Regions from separate parts of the Homo sapiens genome. Here all the other regions are linked to region 2. The links are chromatin contacts, found by Hi-C or POLR2A ChIA-PET in ENCODE. All regions are on one chromosome and are shown on one strand. The core of a region is the stretch at or near the end of the contact, and the rest is flanking DNA. Distances in the headings are between cores, read along the strand shown.

What was found. Hi-C counts contacts between places; a loop is a spot of excess contacts on that map. ChIA-PET counts read pairs that join two places held with the same protein, here RNA polymerase II (POLR2A). Pooled maps may share reads with other maps.
Region 1: a pooled map shows a loop between it and region 2 (3-fold over the local background). The contact joins two enhancer-like sites. A Hi-C loop is called at or near these places in 1 of 168 maps with a recorded cell type or tissue (heart left ventricle) and 5 of 50 pooled maps. POLR2A ChIA-PET finds 5 or more read pairs at or near these places in 3 of 52 experiments (A673, activated CD8-positive, alpha-beta memory T cell and naive thymus-derived CD4-positive, alpha-beta T cell).
Region 3: a loop to region 2 is called in a pooled map, with 4 times the contacts of the local background. The contact joins two enhancer-like sites. A Hi-C loop is called at or near these places in 2 of 50 pooled maps. POLR2A ChIA-PET finds 5 or more read pairs at or near these places in 4 of 52 experiments (A673, H1, HEK293 and 1 more).
Region 4: a pooled map shows a loop between it and region 2 (5-fold over the local background). The contact joins two enhancer-like sites. A Hi-C loop is called at or near these places in 3 of 50 pooled maps. POLR2A ChIA-PET finds 5 or more read pairs at or near these places in 4 of 52 experiments (SK-N-SH, activated CD4-positive, alpha-beta T cell and activated T-cell).

The regions. Positions count from the first base shown.
Region 1 is chr6:36,961,727-36,967,093 of GRCh38, reverse strand. It overlaps PI16 (peptidase inhibitor 16), which reads right to left. Exons shown (of 7, transcript NM_153370.3): 4 at 5,120-5,208; 5 at 3,482-4,159; 6 at 3,132-3,271; 7 at 2,257-2,708. The coding sequence ends at 3,150. Among named protein-coding and RNA genes, the nearest start is that of PI16, 9.7 kb to the right of the region's middle. RefSeq lists enhancers at 2,824-3,448, 3,449-4,074. Within about 2 kb of position 3,058, at least 8 of the 41 ENCODE cell types and tissues checked have a DNase peak (open chromatin) inside an H3K27ac peak, as active enhancers do.
Region 2 is chr6:36,612,110-36,617,631 of GRCh38, reverse strand. No RefSeq gene overlaps it. Among named protein-coding and RNA genes, the nearest start is that of MIR3925, 7.6 kb to the left of the region's middle. RefSeq lists an enhancer at 2,518-2,567 and a silencer at 4,274-4,474. Within about 2 kb of position 2,156, at least 8 of the 41 ENCODE cell types and tissues checked have a DNase peak (open chromatin) inside an H3K27ac peak, as active enhancers do.
Region 3 is chr6:36,298,293-36,304,311 of GRCh38, reverse strand. It overlaps PNPLA1 (patatin like domain 1, omega-hydroxyceramide transacylase), which reads right to left. Exons shown (of 9, transcript NM_001374623.1): 6 at 1,843-2,451. Among named protein-coding and RNA genes, the nearest start is that of PNPLA1, 31 kb to the right of the region's middle. RefSeq lists a silencer at 1,754-1,803 and an enhancer at 1,672-2,172. Within about 2 kb of position 2,409, at least 4 of the 41 ENCODE cell types and tissues checked have a DNase peak (open chromatin) inside an H3K27ac peak, as active enhancers do.
Region 4 is chr6:36,337,403-36,343,593 of GRCh38, reverse strand. No RefSeq gene overlaps it. Among named protein-coding and RNA genes, the nearest start is that of BNIP5, 3.6 kb to the right of the region's middle. Within about 2 kb of position 2,478, at least 11 of the 41 ENCODE cell types and tissues checked have a DNase peak (open chromatin) inside an H3K27ac peak, as active enhancers do.

The sequences.
Region 1 (5,367 bases), core at 1,809-4,308, 350 kb before region 2:
CTGAAGAGCTCCTCCCAGAAGTTCAGAGAGGCTGCCCAGAGTAGAGAGCAAGGTTTTAGTGGCCTTGGCCAGTCACCTCTGGGAGGGCTGCTGCTGCCCCCAAGTAACTTCCTGAATTTGGGGGTTTCAACTTCATTTCCCAGGCCATCTTCCACACCCAGAAATGGCATGAAAATCTCTTGATACTGTGTCCCAGTTATTGGCTGAGCAAAGTACAGGTTTTTAATCTAATGAAACAGGAAGTTTTCAGTTCATTCAAATTCTTGTGTGTGTGAAATGCTCCTAGACCATTTGATCTTTGGGGGTGAGACCCTGTCCATCTGCCCTCCTAGCAGTTCGCGTGTTTCCTGTCGACTAGTCCTGGAAACTAGGATGCTGGGTCCTCATCTGAGAAAGGAGATTGGGTGGGATTGGGCAGGAGGAGACCTCAGCTGCTGGCAAAGGGAGGGGTGACAGGAGGAGTGTCCTCCTCCTCCCGTCCTGGGAAACCTCATCCAATGGGCAAAGCTGAAAGGGCCTCTGACAGGCCTTTGGGGACCTCCTTATATATATCCTTACGTATATACCCAAGATAATTGGAAACTTAACGTTCACACAAAAACTGGTATATGAATGCTTAGTAGTAGTATTCGTAGTAGCTCAGGAGTGGAAACAGCCTGAGTGTCCGATGACAAATGGAAATGTTCTATAGAATGTAATGAATATTCCATAGAATGGAATATTACTTGGCAATAAAAATGAATGAAGTTCCGATTCATGCTACGACATGGATGAACCTTGAAAGTATGTTGGCTGAGAGCAGCAACTCACAACTATAATCTCAGTCCTTTGGGAGGATAGCTTGAAGCCAGGAGTTCAAGACCAGCCTGGGCAACATAGTAAGAACTGGTCTCTACAAAAAATTTAAAAATCAGCTGGACATGGTGGCATGCACCTGTAGTCCCAGCTGCTCAAGAGGCTGAGATGGGAGAATCACTTGAGCCCAGGAGTTGGAGGCTGCAGTGAGCTATAATCCTGGATGTCAGAGCAAGATCCTGTCTAAAACAAATTATATATATTTATATGCTAAGTGAAAGAAGCAGTCACAAAAGACCATAACATATATGATATGTCAAGAATTTATATGGATGTTAAGAATAGACAAATCCATATAGATAGAAAATAGATTAGTGGTTGATTGGGGCTGGGGAGGTTGGAGGGAAATAGGGAGTGACTGCTAATGGGTATGGGGTTTCTTTTTGGGGTGATGAAAATGTTCTAAAATTGTGACGGTTTTACACAACCTTGTGAATATAGTAAAAACCGTTGAGTTGCATATTTTAAATGGGTGAATTTTATGTTGTGAGTTATATCTGAATAGAGCTGGAAAAAACATAGAGTAGACCGGGCGTGGTGGCTCACACCCGTAATCCTAGCACTTTGGGAGGCTGAGGCCGGTGGATCACCTGAGGTCAGGAGTTCAAGACCACCTGTTGACCAAACCCCGTCTCTACTAAAAATACAAAAATTAGCTGGGCGTGTTGGCAGGTGCCTATAATCCCAGCTACTCGGGAGGCTGAGGCAGGAGAATCGCTTGAACCCGGTGGGCGGAGGTTGCAGTGAGCCGAGATCACTTCACTCCAGCCTGGGCGACAAAGCAAAACTCTATCTCAAAAAAAAAAAAGAAAGTAAAAGAGGGGAGTGTCCTCCTTGGTTACAGGTCGGTTCCCAGCCCTGGCCTGACTTGGGTGGTGTCCTGTTTGACTGCTCACCTTCCAGCGGTGGTCTGGAGACTTGCTCTGCCCCTCCCTACCACCCAAGCCACCCTCAGTCATCCACCACTGCTACCCCAGCATATGTGTGCTTTCCTGATCCTCAGCACCTCTGGACAGTCCTGCTTTGCTCCCCTGGGGAGGGTCTGGGACTCCAGATCCCTTTCTTAGGACTCTTCCAAGCACCTGGGGCTGGCAGAGCCTTGCCTGATGTACATTTCTGACCTTGTGTCCCAGACAGGCCTGGATAGCAGCGCCCCCGTGAAGAGGCCGCATGCCATGCTTTGATCCTGGGCTCCAAACCTACCTAGGCCCCACTGGTGACTCCTGAAGCTGGGGGAGTCAGCCCAGCACCCTTGGCCTTCCTTTGGCTCTTCCCCTTCCTGCCTGCCACCTGTGATTAGGGGGAGGCGAGAGTTATAGGAAGGAAATGAAGGGTGGGTCCCAAAGAGGAGACACTAAATGGAGTGTTTTAGAGGAGGGGGATGAGAAAGAGAAGGAATAGTTGCCACAGGTTGGACAGGTTTTTATTGGAGAGTCAGGAGTTACTTTCCTTCCCTCGTCCCTGCCTCCCCCACTCAAAGAACCCCACTCCAGTGGGGCTTGTCCTTCATCTGCCCCTAGGAATCCCCATCCCCAGCTACACAGGCACTCAGGGAGAGCGCACATGCTGTGTGGGCAGACAGCCCCAGGCCAGGTAGGCAGTGAGCTCCCTCAAATCCTCCCACCCCCAGGACTCAGGAGGGAGGGGCAGGAGAGGTGTGGGCCCGGTGTGCAGTCCTCAGGCGGCCTCCTGAGCTCGCAGCCAGCCAGGCCTTGTGCCTCCAGGATGGATGGTGTGATGAGGCACATGCCCCGTAGCCTTTCCCTTCCGGAGGGCCTTAACCAAGAAGTATCTTGTTTAGGGGCTGGGGACAGGGTGGGGAAGATGACAGGAGGACAGCTGACCTCTTCACCCTGAGAAGGCAAGAGGCACTTCTGGGGAACAGTCCTGGACTCAGATGGCTCAAGGAAGAGGCCAGGGGACTGGGAGGGGCCCGGGGGTTCCTGGGAAGCCTGAGATCCTCTGTCTGGGAGAGAAGCTGATGGCCACAGGACAACCTGAGAGTGGGCACATGTAAATACCGCTCAGAACAGTCTGCAGCCAGCTGAAGGATGGGCCTACCCAGAGCCAAGGCACTCCTGGGGCAGTGCCAGGGGCTGGCCCTGTAGACGCCTCCCAGGAGGACAAGAGTGCTGGCCTGGAATCTGGCCAGAAGTTGGGGTGAAGGGGGGCTGCTGGGCCACAGAGCAGGACCTGCCCAGGAAGCTGTGGTCTCTCACTTGGAGGAAGACAATCCAGGTGGGTATGAGGCCAGGGCCCCCCTCACCAGGCCTTGCCTTTGAGTGGTATCCCCTTCAGAAGATTCCAGCCAACACCAGAGGAGGCAGGAGCAGTAGTCCCAGGAGAGGGCCCCACACATGACCAGGGCCCGAGTTCAGCCCTGACACGACGCTAGGCTTGTCAGGGCCCTCTGCACCTGTGGGAAGAAAGAGGCTTTGCCTCAGCCTAGAGACAGCTGTGCCTGATGTCCCGCCCACCCCACCATGCAAGGAGGTGGGGCAGCAGCCAGGGAGGAAGCTCCTACTCAGAGGGTGCATGCCCCACCATGCTCATACCACCTATGCTGGGGCAGGATACTGACATTCCAGAGCCAGGAGGAAAGTGGGACAGATGCTATGGGCCTTACCTGGCAAGGACGACTGCAGAGCCAGGGCACGCCCACCCGTGGCATTAGCGGTGGCAGAGGTATTGGGGAAATTGGGCAGGGACTTGGAGGAGGTGTGCCCCGTGTGGTCCAGTGTGGCCTGCAGCTCACCTGGCTTGTCCTGGGCTGGAAAAACTGAGGCCAAGACCTCACTGGAAGGAGGCAACTCAGCCTCAGCCTCAGCCTCCTCCTGGGCATGGGGTAGGAGTTCCCTTGCCCCTGTCAGGGACATCTTGGGGTCCAGAGAGTTCTCTGGGCTCCTAGAGGGCACTTTTGTTTTGTCTGTCACTTTGTCTGCTGATTTTGGGATAGGAACATGGGTCGATTTGGGGAAGGTAACTGGCTCCTCATCCAAGGAGGGCAGGCTGTGAGCTGCCAAAATGGAAGGGACCTCAGTTGTTACGCAAGGTGGAGCCTCTGTTGCCATGGAGGGCGGGTCTTTCGTTGCTAAGGAAGTTGGGGCCTGGGTTTCCACAGCAGGCAGAGCCTTGGTTGCCAGGGAGCCTGAGACCTCTGTTACCAAGAAAGCCGGAATCCCCGTTGCTAGGGAAGAAGGAGTACCCATTTTCCTAGAGTCTGATGCTTCAGTCGCCCGGAAGGATGGGGCCTCAGTTACCAGGTAAGGCAAATCCTGAGCATCTTCCGGGCTTCCGATGGGTTCTGATAAGACAGACGAGAACGGGCATGAGTGCTGCAAGCAGGACCCCACATCTCTCATGGCACTGCAAACCAAGTGACGCGACCAAATGTCCTACCAGGACACACAAACACACACATACACTTCTCCAGCTGATATGCCCCTCATTGAAAATAAAAGTTACAAGCCGGGCGCGGTGGCTCACGTCTGTAATCCCAGCACTTTGGGAGACTGAGGCAGGTGGATCACCTGAGGTCAGGAGTTCGAGACCAACCTGACCAACATGGAGAAACCCCATCTCTACTAAAAATACAAAATTAGCCAGGCGTGGTGGCGCGTGCCTGTAGTCCCAGCTACTCGGAAGGCTGAGGCAGGAGAATTGCTTCAAACCGGGAGGCGGAGGTTGCAGGTGAGCCGAGATCGAGCCATTGCACTCTAGCCTGGGCAACAAGAGCAAAACTCCGTCAAAAAAAAGAAAAAGAAAAAAGAAAAGAAAAGAAACGTTACTTCTGGTGATTGACACAGTTGCTCCTCTAGCCACCTCCTGGTCCAAGTCTCTCTACATTCGTACTTGCCCTTTTTCAGGGGACTTCTCCAGCGGGATCGCGGTCCCTCACACGCCCCCAGCAAGACTGGCCTCGCCCGTTTGAAGCCTTCTGACCACGCCCACCGGTCTGGCCCCAGCCCGCTCCTCGAGACCCTAAAGTGTGGCGACACCCACCTCGCGCGGGCCCCCCCGAAGCCGCCAGACTTTCTAACATCCTCCCTTTGAAGGGTTGAAATCCGGCCACTTGGAACGACAGGGCGCCAAAGTGGCTGCGCGTGGGGGGCTAAGGGAGCCGCCAGGGGCCCCCGGTGGTCGCATCCCACCAGGCTCCTTCCCTGCCCACGTCCCGCTCAGTCCAGGGAGGCTCTTAGACCATCCAGTCTGCATCGCATCATTTCCACACCCCCTGCCCCTACCCATCCACCCGTGGACTCACCACAGAGGGAGTTCTTGCAGTGGTAGCCAGAGGGACATTGGGAGCACGGAGTCCCCTCCTGGTAGGGCCGTTTCCCCTTCACGTTCCCCCTACAGGAGGTCAGGAGGATGCTGCGGGGAGGGGGTCGACCCCTCCCAACCCTCTCCCCAACTCCTATACACACACCTACTCTGGAAATGCCCTTGGGTCTCCTGACTGCCAGCCACTGACTTGCTGGGCGAACTTGGGCTCCTCCTGGCCCTCTCTGG
Region 2 (5,522 bases), core at 907-3,406:
TTTTCTCAAAAAAGAAAATAAAAAGGGTCCTGCCATTTATAAGTAGATTGCTTCTTTCAAAAGGCAAATGCCAATAAATGACACTTCATCCTGGAGATGTGTAGTCCACCTGTTCTGTGCCCCTGAGCCACCACCTGTTGCCAATGTGTCTGCAGCCAACAGGGCTAGTCCTAGTAACACGGTGCCCCACCCCACACCACTGCCCCACCCTGATACTGAAACTGCAGCTGATGGGGTAATGCTCTGAGCTGCCCAGAGGAATGAGGCAGACAAGTCCTGCTGTGGCCTGGAAAACCCTCAAAAGAGTCAGTGCAATTCTCAAGATCACAGGTATCTGCCTGTTGCTCAAGAGTCCCAACCTGGCCACAGTGAGGGTAGTGAGTGATAGAACAGGGGAAAGGAGACAGCCTGTGGCGCTGGCTCGGGCACAAACCACTGGTGAATCAGACCTGAATTGATTCCTGGAGCCAAGTACTGTTTGCCATCTGTCTGAGGCTTTATCTGCCAGGGAGATGGGCAAGTGGCCAGAGCCCTCTCAGGGTGAGGGGTTGAACAGCCAGGCTCCAGCACACTGCCATACCAGATGTCATGACTGGTCACTCAGAAAGGGCACCGGATGGGGTGGCAGGAGGCCGAGCCCCTGGAGATGGCCCCCCTAGGCTCCCTGAGTCTCAGCCACCCCCTCCTCCTCCCTGGGCCTCAGGCTCTTCATCTGTAGCATGAAGGTGTGGGCAGTATAAGGACTTTTCCCACTATGGCTGCAGAGGGCTCACAGGCACTTGGTTGAGTTGAAAATATATACAGGTCTAACAATTTTTAAGTTTTCTGTTTTTTCCCCCACATAAAACCTATTCAACCAAATGCCTATAAACATGTTGGGGTGATGTTCTTCTGACGTCTGTGCTTCTAGGTTGTTTATGGGATGGACCTTCCTATCCTGTCACCTCGGGGATTGCAAAATAAAGTGTTAAAAAATGTTACCATTTGCACTTCTCTATTCAACCAAAATAACAGAAGGAAATTGGATTTCTCTTGTCTTTATGAGCCAATATTATTAGAACCTATACTTTTTATAGCTATACCATTTTTAGCTGTTTTCTGTATTCTACATAAGATTTCATTCCAAAAACTTTAACTATGTTTAAAGTTTGAAAATCACCATCCCTGGCTGGGCATGGTGGCTCACGCCTGTAATCCCAACACTTTAGGAGGCCGAGACAGGCAGATCACCTGAGGTCAGGAGTTCCCGACCAGCCTGGCCAACATGGTGAAACCCTGTCTGTACTAAAAAAGCAAAAATTGGCCGGGCGCAGTGGCTCACGCTTGTAATTCCAGCACTTTGGGAGGCCAAGGCAGGCAGATCATAAGGTCAAGGAGATCGAGACCATCCTGGCTAACACGGTGAAACCCCATCTCTACTAAAAATACAAAAAATTAGCCGGGCGTGGTGGCGGATGCCTGTAGTCCCAGCTACTCAGGAGGCTGAAGCAGGAGAATGGCGTGAACCCGGGAGACAGAGCTTGCAGTGAGCTGAGATCGCGCCACTGCACTCCAACCTGGGCGACAGAGCAAGACTCCGTCTCAAAAAAAATAAATAAATAAAAAATAAAAATTAGCCAGGCGTGGTGGCAGGCGCCCATAATCCCAGTTATTCAGGAGGCTGAGGCACGAGAATTGCTTGAACCCGGGAGGCGGAGGTTGCAGTGAGCCGAGATCACATCACTCTACTTCAGCCTGGGAAATAAAGTGAGACTCAGTCTCAAAAAAAAAAAAAAAAAAAGAAAAAGAAAAAGGAAATCACCATCCCTGATAATCTCTAAGGTCCCTGTAGCTCTGACATTCTACTAGTCTACCTACCATTCTAAAGCTCTGAACAAATTCATAGGGTTTTAAACCTGTCAACATGGAACCTTTTAGTTTCCTGCCTTTGTTTTTATGCACTTGGCTCTTCATATATCCAACTTCCTATCCAAATCCCATTCTTTCAGCACTTCAGTAAAACCCCTTCCTCACAAAGCACTTAACATGGGTCTTGGATCTAAGCCTTGGTTTCAAAATAGGGTAACAGAGCCTCCCTCAAGTGGTTAGGTTTAAGTGAGTAGGTAGTATGTATATGTAAAATGTTTAGCAAAATGCTGATACATAAAGCTCAAGGATCAGTAATTACTGTTATGATTATCTTTGTTAATGTGTTATTATTGTCATGGTGGAAAAGTCAGTGCAGACTCAATTCCCTGAAGAGATGTGCAACCTCAGGCAAAAAGTCTGGCCCATTCTCGATGGTGCAGTACTGCCTCCTAGTGGGTAGCTGGGCATTTTTTTTTCTTTTTTTTTTTTTTTAGACTCCTGTCCCCCAGGCTGGAGCGCAGTGATGCAATCACGGCTCACTGCAACCTCAATTTCTCAGACTCAAGCGATCCTCTCACCTCAGCCTCCAGAGTAGCTGGGACAACAGGCACGTGCTACCACACCCGGCTAATTTTTTATTTTTAGTAGAGACAAGGTCTTGCTATGTTGCCCAGACTGACTCCTGAGCTCAAGCAATCCTCCCACCTCTGCCTCTCAGCCCAAGTGCTGAGATTACAGGCATGAGCCAGTGCGCCCAGCCAATTTTTTTTTTTTTTAATGACTGTCACACTGGCCAGGGAGGTTAACTGGCTGTAGGGTGAAGAGGACAGAGATATTAAATGTCTGGCACACAAAGAATTGCCCATGCCCACAGGACTGAATCCATTACAGGTATAAAATATAAAAAGTGCTTTAAATTTTTCGAAACCTGGCTGGGCACGGTGGCTCACGCCTGTAATCCCAGCACTTTGGGAAGCTGAGGCAGGTGAAATCACCTGAGGTCAGGAGTTCAAGATCAGCCTGGCCAACATGGTGAAACCCCGTCTCTACTAAAAATACAAAAAAAATTAGCTAGGCTTGGTGGCAGGTGCCTGTAATCTCAGCTACTCGGGAGGCTGAGGCTGGAGAATCACTGGAACCCAGGAGGCAGAGGTTGCAGCGAGCCAAGATCGCGCCATTGCACTCCAGCCCAGGTGATGGAGATTCCATCTAAAAAAAAAATAAAAATTCAAAAGCTGGGGAACTTAGCACAAGAAAACATTATGTGCACATTTCACATATAGACATACCTCAGATATATATGGGTTCAGTTCCAGACCATGTCAATAAAGCAGGTCACACAATTTGTTTCCCAGTGTATATAAAAGTTATGTTTACATTGTACTGTAAGTGTGCAAAAGCATTATGTATTTAAAAATGTACAGGGGCTGGGCATGGTGGCTCATGCCTGTAATCCCAGCACTTTGAGAGGCCGAAACAAGTGGATGGCTTGAGCCCAAGAGTTTGAGACCAGTCTGGGCAACATGGTAAGATCTCATCTCTAAAAAAATACAGGCCAGACGCAGTGGCTCACGCCTGTAATCCCAACACTTTGGAAGGCCGAGGCAGGCGGATTACCTGAGGTCAGGAGTTCGAGACCAGCCTGGCCAACATGGTGAAACCCTATTTCTACTAAAAATACAAAAATTAGCAGGGCATGGTGGTGGCTGCCTATAATCCCAGCCACTCGGGAGGCTGAGGCAGGAGAATCACTTGAATCCAGGAGGCAGAGGTTGCAGTGAGCCAAGATCGCACCACTGCACTCCAGCCTGGGTGACAGAATGAGACTCTGTCTCAAAAAAAAAAAAAAAAAAATTAGCCAGGCATAGTTGTGTGGGCCTGTAGTCCCAGCTATTCAGGAGGCTGAGGCAGGAGGATCACTTAAGCCCAGGAATGCTTACAATCATATAAGCCTTCAGCCACATAACCTTGCTGGTGGAGGGTCTTCCCTCAGTGTTGATGGCTGCTGACTGATCAGGATTGTGGTCGCTGAAGGCTGGAGTGGCTGTGGCAATTTCTTAAAATAAGACAATAATGAGGTTTGCCGCATTAACTGACTCTTGTTTTCACAAGATGTCTCTGTAGTATCTGATGCTATATGATAGCATTTTGCCCACAGTAGAACTTCTTTCAAAGTTGGAGTCAATGCTCTGAAACTCTGCCATTGCTTTTTCAACTAAGTTTATGCAATATTCCAAATCTTTTGTTGTCATTTCAACAATGTGTGCAGCACCTTCAGCAATAGATTCCATCTCAAGAAACCACTCTTTGCTCATCCATTGAAACAAGTCTTCATTCGTTCAAGTTTTATCATGAGATTACAGCAATTCCGTCACATCTCTACGCTCCGTTTTTAGTTCTCTTGCTGTTTTTTCCACCACATCTGTCATTACTTCCTCCACTGCAGTCTCAAACCCCTCAGTCATCCATGTGGGTTGGAATCAACTTCTTCCAAACTGCTAATGTTGATATTTTGACCACCTCCCATGAATCGCATGTGTCGTTAATGACATGTAAAGCAGTGAATCCTTTCCAAAAGATTTTCAATTTACTTTGCCCAGATCCATCAGAGGAATAAATATCTATAGCAGTATAGCCTTATGAAATGTATTTCTTAATAAGACGTGAAAGCTGAAATGACTCCTTGATCCACCGGCTGCAGAGTGGATGTTGTGTTTGCAGGTATGAAACTACTAATCTCCCTGTACATCTCCAGCAGAGCTCTTGGGTAACCAGGTGTATTGTAAATGAGCAGTAATATTTTGAAAGAAATCTTTTTTGAGCAGGTCTCAATAGTAGGCTTAAAATATTCAGTAAACCTGGCTGGGCACGGTGGCTGACACCTGTAATCCTAGCACTTTGGAAGGCTGAGGCAGGCGATCACTTGAGGTCAGGAGTTCAAGACCAGCCTGGCCAACACGGTGAAACCTCACCTCTACTAAAAATACAAAAAATTAGTCGGGCGTGGTGGCAAGCGCCTGTAATCCCAGCTACTTGGGAGGCTGAGGCAGGAGAATCGCTTGAACCTGGGAGGCAGAGGTTGCAGTGAGCCGAGATAGCACCACCGCACTCCAGCCTGGGCGACAGAGCAAGACTCCTGTCTGAAAAAAAAAGAAAAAAAGAAAAAAAAACAGTAAACCATCCTATAAACAGATGGGCTGTCACCCAGGCTTCGTTCCATTTATAGGGCACAGGCAGAGTAAATTCAGCACAATTAAGGGTCTTGGGAATTTCAGAACAATAAATGAGCATTGGCTTCCACCAGCTGCCTCAGTCCTCAACGAGTTAGCCTGGGCGGGGCATAGAAGCTCCACGCCTGCAATCCCAGCGGAGTTCAGGAGTTTGTAAAGATGGGGTCTCACCAGACTGGTCTCCTGGGCAACATGGTGAGACCCAATCTCTACAAAAAAATTTTTACAAATCAGCTGAGCATGGTGGCGCGTGCCTGTGGTCCCAGCTACTTGGGAAGCTGAGGCAGGAGAATCGCTTGAGCCCAGGAGGTTGAGCCGTGTTTGTGCCACTACACTCCAGCCTGGGCCACAGAGCAAGAGCCTGTACCAAAAGCAAAACAAAAAATCAAGAGTAAGACTGTCCTTTGAAGCTTTGAAACCAGGCGTTGGCTTCCCCTCTCTAGC
Region 3 (6,019 bases), core at 1,160-3,659, 310 kb after region 2:
CTGTTCCAAAGAAAGGGCATCTCTACCAAGTTGGGGCTAATTCCCAGATGAGGAGACATTGCCGATCTGTGACGTTTACCATAATAGCTCTGGAAGTTTGGCTGAGGACCATGAGCACCCTACAATCTGGCTTCAGTCCTTCATTTGGGTCTCTGTCCCTCTGTCTCCACCCAGACCATCCATGGTGGCCACACACAAGTCCTCTCCTTCCTAAAGTACCTTGAAAGTACCCTGCACATTCCTGCACTGCACCTGAGCATTTTAAATAAACAAAATCGGAAATGCTCTTTCTACTCCAACCCATCCAATCCCACAAACCACGATGTTCAAAATCCTGCCCATTTAAGCTCACCTGTCACCTCCAAGAAGCTTTTCATACTGCCCCAGAGATAAGTGGTCTTATTCTCTACGAATACCCTCCAACACTGTGTTTTTATTAGTTATATAGTACTTAATACTTCTGATATATATATATTTTTTAAATGGAGTTTCACTCTTGTTGCCCAGGCTGGAGTGCAATGGCACAATCTTGGCTCCCTGCAACCTCCACCTCCTGGGTTCAAGCGATTATCCTGCCTCAGCCTCCCAAGTAGCTGGGATTACAGGCATGCACCACCAAGTTTGGCTGATTTTTTTGTATTTAGTAGAGATGGGGTTTCACCATGTTGGTCAGGCTGGTCTTGAACTCCTGACCTCAGGTGATCCACCCGCTTTGGCCTCCCAAAGTGCTGGAATTACAGGTGTGAGTGACCACACCCAGTCCCTGATTGTATTTTTGAGGTTAGTATCCCTGTTATCTCCTCTGCTGAAAGGGAGATTTCCTGAGTAAGGAATTGAGAACGTTTTATCTTTGCAGGCCCTATAGTGGTGCTTCTGAAACCGTCTGTAGTAGTAAGGAAACAGTTTTTTAAAAATTTCTGGCTGGGCGCGGTGGCTCACGCCTGTAGTCCCAGCACTTTGGGAGGCCAAGGCGGGCAGATCACAAAGTCAGGAGATTGAGACCATCCTGGCTAACACAGTGAAACCTGTCTTTACTAAAAATACAAAAAATTAGCCAGGCGTGGTGGCGGGCATCTGTAGTCCCAGCTACTCGGGAGGCTGAGGCAGAAGAATGGCGTGAACCCGGGAGGCAGAACTGGCAGTGAGCCAAGATCACGCCACTGCACTCTAGCCTGGGCGACAGAGCGAGATTCCATCTAAAAAAAAAAATTTCTTTGTAGTCTATAACAAACTAGTAATTTTGTGAAATACAATGCAAATGAATTAGTAAAAAATGGTCAAGCTCCGGGATGTTGTGGAAATACCTTAGTGCTATAAACGTTTCTAAATGATTACTCTTAATTTCTGCACACCCTCCGTGGTGGGCTAGTAACACACAGTTGAGGGCTGGGTTGGTCTGCGGACCACTCTTTGAGTAGCACGCCCAGCACAGCAGGTTTCACAGTAAAAATCTACTGGCCCAGCGGTCTCAAATGTGAGCAGGCAAAAAATCACCTGGAGGGCTTGTAAAAAAGGCAGCTGGGCCGCACCTCCAAAGTTGGTAATTTAGTAGGTCTGCAGTAGGACCTGAGAACTGTAATTTCTAGCAAGTTCCCAGGTGATGCTTTTGCTGCCGGTAGGGGGATCGCACTTTGAGAAGCACTGCACCAAGGGAAATGAACCAATGTCTATTACACTGCCCCCTTGTGGCGGACTGTCCTCATAATGGACAGAGATGCTAAAGCTCACTGCTAACTTCAGCCACGCACCCCTAAAGAAGCGGTTATCAGCCCTGGTGTCCTTGCTCGCTTGCCAAGGGGCTCCAGGCATGAGAAAGTCATAACAAGCCAGAAGGGTCCATACCTTGGGGCTGTTCTTGGCCTAGTTCCTCCACAGGTGGCTGAGCAGGGAAGGCTGAAAGAGAACTTCGGGGCAGTGTTTGAGGTGCCCCCACAGTTGAAGGCCCCAGGGATGGCCTGGGTGAAGTGGGTGCCTGAGAGTGTAGGGATCTGGCTGGTGATCCAGACGGTTGTACCTGCTGCTGAGGTGACAGAGGTGACAGTCCAGGTGGTGGGGTGGGCAGTGATGAACCAGGTGTGGAGCTGGGTGGCTTGTGCACAGCTGGGAATGATACAGGTGGCATGCCACTTAGAGAAAGTGGAGTTGAAGAGGCCAGTGGCTGTGCAGGTGGCTGCTCAAGTGGAGAGACTGGTGCTGAAACAGGTGACTCGCATGTGAATTCAAGTGTCTGCACAGGTTGGGACACAGGCGGACCATGGCTGCCCCTTCCATCCCCTTTGGGAACCCACTCCTTGTGAGGTTGTGTGGCTCCTTCCAGACTGGCCTGCCGTGCTCGAAGGCTTGGTTGACTGCGTTCAGGGCACTCATTGCCAAGGGCGAGTTCTATCTGGCAGTACACTTCCACCCGGGGGAAAATCACTCTCTTGGAGGAAGAATTAAGATAAACAGCATCTAGGATAAACAATAGCATGGGGTGTTACTCAGCCCTGGCAGCAGCATGGCCTTTGCAAAAATGGTTTCTTGAGTTATTTTCCTAAACAGGAACAGTGCTTTTCAAAGGTCTTTCTGTACTTACTTGAATTTACAGTGAGTGAAAACAAACGTGATGGTTTCTGGCACTTACGGTGTAGTGTGGGGAAGCAGGCGTTGCCCACCCAAATTATCTAGAGTTTCAACTGAGGCAAGTGCAGGAAGAGAGGAATGTGGTGCTGTGAGAGAGGGCAGGTCATCTGAGGGATTGGCAGTGAGTAGAGATCTGAAGGGTACGTGGCCCAGGATGGTCAGGGCGGGGTGGTGAGGGTGTTTCAGCAGAGGGAACAGCACACACAAAGGCCACAAAGTTTGAGGACACACCAGGTGGTCGGGGGCCTGAAAGGTCAGTGTGGGGCGGGGGTACTGTGCTGGGGGAGGAGGCTGAGGAGGCGGCAGGGGCCGGACCATGTCAGGGCTGTAGGCAGCAGCTAGGATCCTTAGTTTTCATGGCAAGCATTATTGTAGCATGACTTTTAGGCAGGGGAGGTAATCAGCTGAGGCTGGTTCTGAGAAGGTCACTGTGGCTGTAAGACTCATTGAGAAAGGTGAAAGGGTTGCCTGAGCCTGGGAAGCTGAAGCTTCAGTGAGCCATGATCGTGCCACTACGCTCCAGCTTGGGTGACAGAGTGAGAACCTGTCTCAAAAATAGTGGGTGGGTGGGGGGGCGGGGGGATGGCGTTTATCTAGGCCACATAACAGCCCTTAAATAAGAAAACAAACAATTCAGTTTTTAAAATGTGTGAAAGAGCCAACTGAAAGGGCTCCCAATGGCCAAAGCTGGAACAATTTGAAGAACACAATAAAGTAGTATTGAATAATAACCCAAAGTATAACATAACCATGAATCCATACTGATATAAACATATATTACGTAGGTAAGTAAATCAGGGAGAAGAGAGAAAGCTCCCCTGCAGAAGAATTCTTAGTAATTTATGTAGATGCTTGACCCTTTAGGAAGTGGAGCATAACTTCTCACTCCTTAAATATGAGCTGTGCACAGTGACTTTCTTCCAAAAACTGCAGTAAGGATAGAGGGAGAAAGAGTACTTCACAATGGAGAAACCCGATGGACACTACCTCGGCCAGGCGGTCATGGTCAACATCAGCAGGGATACGTCATGTTGGCAGCACGTGCCCATGAGGTAACGTGATGTGAATAGCACCTTACCTCTGTGGTCTCCTCCCCAGAACTCAAAACCCCAGCTTAATCTTGAGAAAAACATCAGACAAACCCCAACTGAGGGACGTTCTACAAAATACCTGACCGATAGTCAACTCTGTCAAGGTCATCAAGAATAAGAAAAGTCTCTGTAATCCCAGCACTTTGGGAGGCCGAGGCGGGCGGATTATGAGGTCAGGAGATTGAGACCATCCTGGCTAACACGGTGAAACCCCATCTCTACTAAAAATACAAAAAATTAGCCGGGGGTAGTGGCATGCACCTGTAGCCCCAGCTACTCGGGAGGCTGAGGCAGGAGAATGGCATGAACCCGGGAGGTGGAGCTTGCAGTGAGCCAAGATTGCACCACTGCACTCCAGCCTGGGTGACACAGCAAGACTCTGTCTCTCTCTCTCTCTCTCTCTCTCTCTCTCTCTCTCTCACACACACACACACACAAGAATAAGAAAAGTCTGAGAAACTGTTATAGGCAAGAGGAAACTGAGGAGACGTGACAACAAAATGTAATGTGATCCCTGGGTGGGGGGTCCTGGAACAGAAAAAGAAATTAGGTAAAAACTGAGAAAATCTGAATAAGCAATGGCTCTTAGTTAATAATATGTCAAGATTGGTTCATGAGTTGTAACAAATGTACTGGACTGAATACCGTGTTATATATGTATCATTCTGTAACGTCTAACAGATGTGAGACAAACACCCTGTATTATTTTCACAAGTTATCCATAAATCTAAAACTACCCTAAAAAAACAAAGCTTATTAAGAGTCTAGGTGAGAAATGTACAAAAGAGTGGAACGAATGCTTCACCAAAGAAGATCTATGGGAGGCAAATAGACAAATGAAAAGATGCTCAAAGTCATTAGTCATTAGAGGAATACTGATTAAAACCACAATAAGTTACCGACATGCACCTGTTAGAAGGGCTAAAATGAAAAATTCTGAGCATTAATTAAAAATACCAAAAGTTGGCCGGGCGCAGTGGCTCACGCCTGTAATCCCAGCACTTTGGGAGGCCGAGGCGGGTGGATCACGAGGTCAAGAGATCGAGACCATCCTGGCCAACATGGCGAAACCCCGTCTCTACTAAAAATGCAAAAAATTAGCTGGGCGTGGTAGCGGGCGCCTGTAGTCCCAGCTACTCGGGAGACTGAGGCAGGAGAATGGTGTGAACCCAGGAGGTGGAGCTTGCAGTGAGCCGAGATCATGCCACTGCACTCCAGCCTGGGTGACAGAGCGAGACTCCATCTCAAAAAAAAAAAAAAAAACAGACAAAAAAACAAAAAAAACCCCAAAAGTTTTGGAGGAATGGGAACGCTCATCCACTGCTGGTGGGAATGAAACATGGTACAACTGCTTTGGAAAACAATTTGGCAGTTTATTAAAAAGTCAAACATATATTCTGGTTATATATCCAAAATAATTGAATAGGATCTGGAAGAGACATCCATGGGCACTGCAGCATTATCCACAATAGCCGAAAGATGGAAGCAACTCCAGTGTCCTTTGTCAGATGGATGGACAAAGAACATGTGGAATATATTCAGCTCTAAAAAGGAAGAAAATCGGCCAGGCGCGGTGGCTCACCCCAGTAATCCCAGCACTTTGGGAGGCCGAGGCAGGCAGATCACGAGGTGAGGAGATCGAGACCATCCTGGCCAACATGGTGAAACCCTGTCTCTACTAAAAATACAAAAATTAGCTGGACGTGGTGGCGTGTGCCTGTAGTCTCAGGTACTCAGGAGGCTGAGGCGGGAGAATCGCTTGAACCCAGGTGGCAGAGGTTGCAGTGAGCTGAGATCACACCACCACACTCTAGCCTGGACAACAGAGCGAGACTCCGTCTCAAAAAAGGAAGAAAATCCTGTCACATGCTACAGCTACAACATGGATGAACCTTGAGGCCATTATGTTAAGTTAAATAAGCCAGTCACAAAAAGACAAATACCGCATGATTCCATTTATATGAAGTACCTAGTGTAGTCAAAATCATCAGCACAGAAAGTGGGATGGTGGTTGCTGGGGGCTGGAGGAGGAGAAAAGGGGGAGTTGTTGATCAATGTGTGTAAAGGCTCAGTTTTGCAAGATGAAAAAGTTCTAGAGATCTGCTGCACAACAATATGAAATAGTTAACACTACTGAACTGTGTGCTTAAAATTTGTTACGTGTTTTTTTACCACAATTAAAATATTTGTGTATGTATGTTAAACATGAATGTACCATGCAATCCCGTCATTCCATTTCTAGGTATTTACCCAAGAGAAATGAAAGCATATGTCCACACCAAGACTCATGCGTGAGTGTTCATAGC
Region 4 (6,191 bases), core at 1,229-3,728, 270 kb after region 2:
TTGGAACACAGCCATGCTCATTTGTTTAAGTATCAGCTATGGCTGCTTTCTCCCTCCAACCGCAGAGTCGAATGGTTGCAACAGAGATCATACAGCCCACAAAGCTGAAAATACTATCTGGCACTTTGCAGAACAGCTTTGCCAACCCTTGGCATAAATGATTCAATCAAAAAAGTTTATGGAGAACTTAACTTTGGTGAAGGACAAGCTGTTCTGGTCTCCATGGACATTTCCTGTCCTGCTAGGGAAACAGTCACAACACAGGGTGATAAGTGCTAGGATGGCGCAGCACAGGGGACCAAGGCCTCGAGCCACACTGAGGAGATCAGTGAGGGCTTCCCAGAGGCAGTGACATCTAAGCTGAGACCTATGAGTGAGAAGGAGCTGGCCAGCTGAAGAGGGGTGAGGTTAGAGGTAGCAGGAAGAATGTTCTGGACAAGTGGAACAGCATATTCAATGGCCAGAGGGATCGGGACTTGTTAGAGAAACTGGGAGATGTTTGCATTATTATTTGTATCATAGGCTTATTTGTAATTAGACAAGTTAATTTGCATATAGATAAATAATCATCTACTTAGGGCTCTTAGTGATATAAGCAAGGAAGGGGGAAGGTCAAATCATTGGTCAACTGATCGATTCATTCATTCATTCATTCAACGAGCATGAAGTAAACACCTTCTAAGTGCTAAGCACGAGGCTAAGTTCTGAGGATACAGAGGAAAACATGTGGATCCCTGTCCTGAAGTCTTAGTGAGGAAAAGCAGATAGATTTAAAAATAATTTCTGCAAGTATGAGGAGTGTCTATTCTGCCAGGTCAGGGAGGGCCCACCATTTCCATCCCTCCTCCCCCTTGCCACTTAGTCATTTTCCCAGCTCCCTTGCTGCTAGGACTGGATAGGTACCCCAGTTTTAGCCAATGAGACACAGGGGAGATCTGCTGAGAAGTGTCTAGGAAAACTCTGTAGATTAAAGGTGATGCCACAGGACACCATCGCTTTCCCCCTCTTGCCTGCCTTTGAGTGGGACTGTGGCGGTGGCACAATGGGATCTGTGGCAGCCATCTTGTGATCATGAATTGATGAGCATTAGGACAACATTGGTGGTTGTTGGCATCATCAAGCTGCTGCCCCAAACCACCTGGAACTACCTGCCATCAGGGACTCCTAGTTAACGTGAGATCATTGCATGTCGTTATTGCTTAAGCCAATAGTTCTCAGCTGGGCGAGATTTTGCTCTCCAGGGGACTTGGAGGCATTTTTGGTTTTCACTACTGGGTGGGATACTACTATCATCTAGTGAGTAGAGGCCAAGGATGCTGCTAAACATCCTACAACACACAGGACCGCCCCCCTCCCCTCTAGCAAATAGGTATCCAGTCCAAAATGTCAACAGAGATGAGGTTGAGAAACCCTGGCTTAAACCAGGTGCTTCCTTTACCGGCACAGTGTAAGAGGGCTTGCCAGAGCCACCAGAGGTTGAGGAGACCAATGTCCACCTTAGGACCCAGGAAAGAGGAATTTGGGGAATTATCCTGGCTGGGTTCACCCATGTGACACTGTTGGGCTTGGAGCAAGTTCTGTGAGACAGCTGTGGGCCCCTGTCCCATGATGAGACCTCACTGTGGGCCCTTCTACAGCAAATGTTCCCACTACCCAGGTGCCCACCAGCATCCTATGCCAAGTGCTCACTGCATCGCCTCACTCAAGTTTCCTAACAGTCCTGCAAGGTTGGTATCATTTATTCCCATTGTAATGGTGTGAAAATTGAGGTTCAGAAGAACAGTGGAGTGCACTTTGGAGACTGACAGATTTTTATTTTTATTTTTTTGGAGACAAGGTCTCGCTATGTTGTCCAGGCTGGATTAGAATTTCTAAGCTGGAGAGATCCTCCCGCCTTAGCCTCCTGGGGAGCTGGGAACACAGTTGCATGCCATAAGGCCTGGCTGACTGGCAGGTTTTAATCTGCCATTTACTAGTATCACTTAAGCATTTTACCTTTTTATTTTTTTTTGAGATGGAATCTCATTCTCGCCCAGGCTGGAGTGCAGTGGTGCCATCTCGGCTCACTGCAACCTCTGCCTCCCAGGTTCAAGCAATTCTCCTGCCTCAGCCTACCGAGTAGCTGGGACTGCAGGCGCACGCCACCATGCCCGGCTAATTTTCGTATTTTTACGAAAATACGAAATGTTGGCCAGGCTGGTCTTGAACCCCTGACCTCAAGTGATCCGCCCGCCTCAGCCTCCCAAAGTGCTGGGATCACAAGTGTGAGCCACCGCACCCGGCCTATTTTATCTTTTTGAGCCTTAATTTCCTGATCTGTAAAATAACAATATATTCTTTATGAATATTATTGTGGGCAAAAATCATGTATTTAGAAGCTCGTGCTACGGGCTTGAGGTCTGGTAACCATTTTGCGAATGGCCGTTGTCATTGCGATCACCAGCGCGCCCCCTGGGGGTAGGCAGCCGGAGCTGCAGCGCAGCTCTGCCTAATGTCAAAGCCACAGCTTTCCCACTCCGTGGGGACGGGCACTCGAGGCCCCCGCTTGCAGCAGGGACCCACAGACAGCTGAGGCGGAGGAGAGTCTAGGAGTCGCTGGGAGCCACGAGGCAGGGGAATCTGGAGGGGAACTGAGATTCACTGAGCATTTCCGGCACAAGACCTAAATCAGGCATCGCACACAGCAACCGAGGGGATATTCTGAGGCTATTTTCGGGCTGGAGACTCTGGTTCTGGGTTCTGACGGGGCTTGGGAAGGAGTGAGGTCATAGCCTTTCCGGCACCTCTCACTGAGGACACTGAAGGAGACTTAGGGAAGGCCGGTGGGTTGGAGGCTGGACCTCGAATTAGCAGGCTCCAGGCAGAGGGTGTGGCCCGGGAAAGGAGTGAGAGTTCACCAGCTTGCTCTTTGCTCTGCGGTGAACAAGAGCCGCAGAGCAAATGAAGATCCAGGCTCATTTCCATATGTAGATAATTCTGCCGGGATGGGGACGGATTTCTGGGAAGCAGCGTTCACACTCAGAGAGGTTAGAGTGTGCCTTGTGAAAATCCTTCTTAGGTTTGTTACTCAGAACCGCCAAATCCCGCGCTCCTGAGACTGGGGCCCTGTGTTCCACCCACTCCTCTCCGTTGGCTACCATCATTTTTATCCAAGACCACGTTTATCTTCCGTGCCCCGTGCTGCACACGCAGCCCACACAAGCGGGTGAAAAATCTTTATAAACAAATGTACAGACTCTCTGGAAAAAACAACAACAAAATCTCAATTGTGTGAATATGCCACTGTTTGTACATTTTCCTGTTAATGGGCATTTAAGTAGTTTCAAGTTTTTGAGAGTTTGGCTCTCACAAACAGCACTGATATACACATTCATATCAAAGTTGTTTCGGGGGGCCATGGGGATGCATTTCTGTTGTGTATCTATCTGGGGGTGGAATTGCTGGGTCACAGGGCAGGTGTTTGTTCAGCTTTGATAGATATTGCCAGCCGATTTTTCCAAGTAGTTGCACCATTTTCCACTCCCACCAGCAGCGTATGAGAATTCTGTTTGCCCCACATGGGCTCTGACACTTGGGATTGTCCGTCTGAGAATGACAGCACAGCAGTATGGCTGAGTCCCGCAGACATGCGGTGAGAAAAGCCAGGCATAAAAGAAAACATGCAGACCGATGATGCTCAAAAATAGGCAAAACTAATCTAATCTGGGAGTCGTGAGGGCAACAAGGTGGGTTCTGGGGTGCCAGGAATGTTCTCTTTCTTCATCTGGGTGGTGGTTACACAGGTTTATTCCCTTCGTGAAAATTCATTGAGCTGTCTGCCTGTGATCTGTGCACCTTTTTATACGTTATACTTAAATAAAAATTTTAAAGATATTCTCTCTCAATCTCCCTCTCTCTCCCTCTGCCATCTTCCCTCCCAGCACATGGTTGGGAACTGTCACCTTCAGAGCCCCCTTCAAGGCTGTGTGACCTGGACTGTTGCACAGGGTGTGCACTCAGAAGGGCAGGGGGCTTGGTTTAATGTTCTGCTGTCTGTCTTGAAACTATTAATACGTTTTGAACAAGGGTGCTTTGTTTTCATTTTGCATGGGGGCTCACTCGTAGTGTAGCCGACCTTGGCCCTGGGACAGGCAGCTGCCAGAGTCTGTCTCCAGATCGTGGAGATCGTCTCCAGGATATGGTCTTTGGCAGGCACTGAGCACAGGGCTAGGTTGCCCCCCGGACCCCTGATGGAGAAGGCGTGGGATGCCCAGAGCTGCCCATGATGGTTCTCCCTCCCGTGAGAACCTAGGAGCGTATGTACCTGCAGATGGGATTGCTGGGTACATGGGAGATGTCTGCACGGTGTGCCACGTGGCTGTCTGCCCCTCCCCTTCTTTTTATTGTGGTAAAATATGCATGACATAAAGTTGACTGTTGTAACCTTTTTAAAGTGTACGGTGCAGTGGCATTAAGCACATTTTGATTGTTGTACCACTCTCCACCATTGAACCATCTCCAAACTCAAAAGTTGAGTTTGAGTGTGCCTTGTGAAAATCCTCCACATCTCAAAAGTTGTGGAGATGGTTGAATGGTGGAGGTAGTGGTACCACATTCCTCTCAAACTGAAACTCTGTACGCATTAAACAACTTCCTATTCCCTTCTGCTTGCTTGTATGATTTTTCTCTGTGTGTTTCTCTCTTCCCAACTACTTTATGGACTCCATGAGGGCTGGGCCAGGCTGGGCATATTCACCTTGGAATAAGAAAGAACACATACAATACACACAGGGCCTGGAAGAAGTGGTTGACACAATAGTTTCATTAAATAAATGAAAAATATGTAATATTATTTAACATTTGTTTGAAGGCTGAGTGACTTCTTGGACTAATAAATTCTAAATTTAGTGCTGAGACAGTGTCTGTCACATAGCTGGATCCAAAACCTGTTGACAGAATGAATGAAGCATTAATAACTCTGTTGCCCGTAATAAAACATTGGCCCTTTATTGAGCCCTTACAAGTACCAGGCACTGTTAATACACAGAAAGAAAGATGTCTGGCACTCCATACATTTCCTTCCTTCCTTTCCTTCTCTTTCTTCCTTCCTTTCCTTCTCTTTCTTTGTTTCTTTCTTTCTTTCTTTTTCCTTCCTTCCTTCCTTCCTTCCTTCCTTCCTTCCTCCCTCCCTCCCTCCCTTTCTTCCTTTCTTTCCTTCTTTTTTTCCTTCCTTTCCTTCCTTTCTTCTTTTTTCCTTTGAGACAGGATCTCACTCTGTTGCCTAGGCTGGAGTGCAGTAGCACGATCATGGCTCACTGCAGCCTTGACCTCCTGGGCTCAAGCAATCCTCCTGCCTCAGCCTCCTGAGTAGCTGAGACTACAGGCATGTGCCACCATGCCTGGCTAATTTTTAAAATTTTTAGTAGAGATAAGATCTCACTATGTTGTCCAGGCTGGTCTTGAACTTCTGGGCTCAAGCAATCCTCCTACCTTGGTCTCCCACAGTGCTGGGATTACAGATGTGAGCCACCATGCCTGGCCTTCTTCTTTTCTTTGTAAGCATTATCGCATTTGGCCCAACTACCCTCTGAGATGACTACTTGTTTTATAAGTGAGCACAAGCTCAGTGACATCATGTCCCCTGCTGTGGTTACACAGCTGGCAGGTGTCTCCAGATGGGGCTGACTCCAAAGTTTGGTGCTTCCATATATATTTTGTGATGCCTCCCTGTGTTAATGAACCAAAACAGAATTTCTTAATATTTTTTTCTTTTTTTTTCTTTTTTTTTTTTTTTTTTTTTTTGAGACAGAGTCTCACTCTGTCACCCAGGCTGGAGTGCAGTGGCACGATCTCAGCTCACTACAACTTCTGCCTCCTGGGTTCAAGTGATTTTCCTGCCTCAGCCTTCCAAGTAGCTGGGATTACAAGTGTCTGCCACCATACCTGGCTAATTTTTGTATTTTTAGTAGAGATGGAGTTTCGCCATGTTGGCCAGGCTGGTCTCGAACTCCTGACCTCAGGTGATCCGCCTGCCTCAGCCTCCCAAATTGCTGGGATTACAGGTGTGAGCCACCGTGCCCGGCCTTTGCTTTCATTTTAATAAAACATGTTTTTCTTTTCTGATTATAAACATGTATTTACACTCTATTTTTTAAAATAAGGCATTACAGAAAGTGGAAATCTGACTTTTTAAGACTTCTTAGAATGTTCTC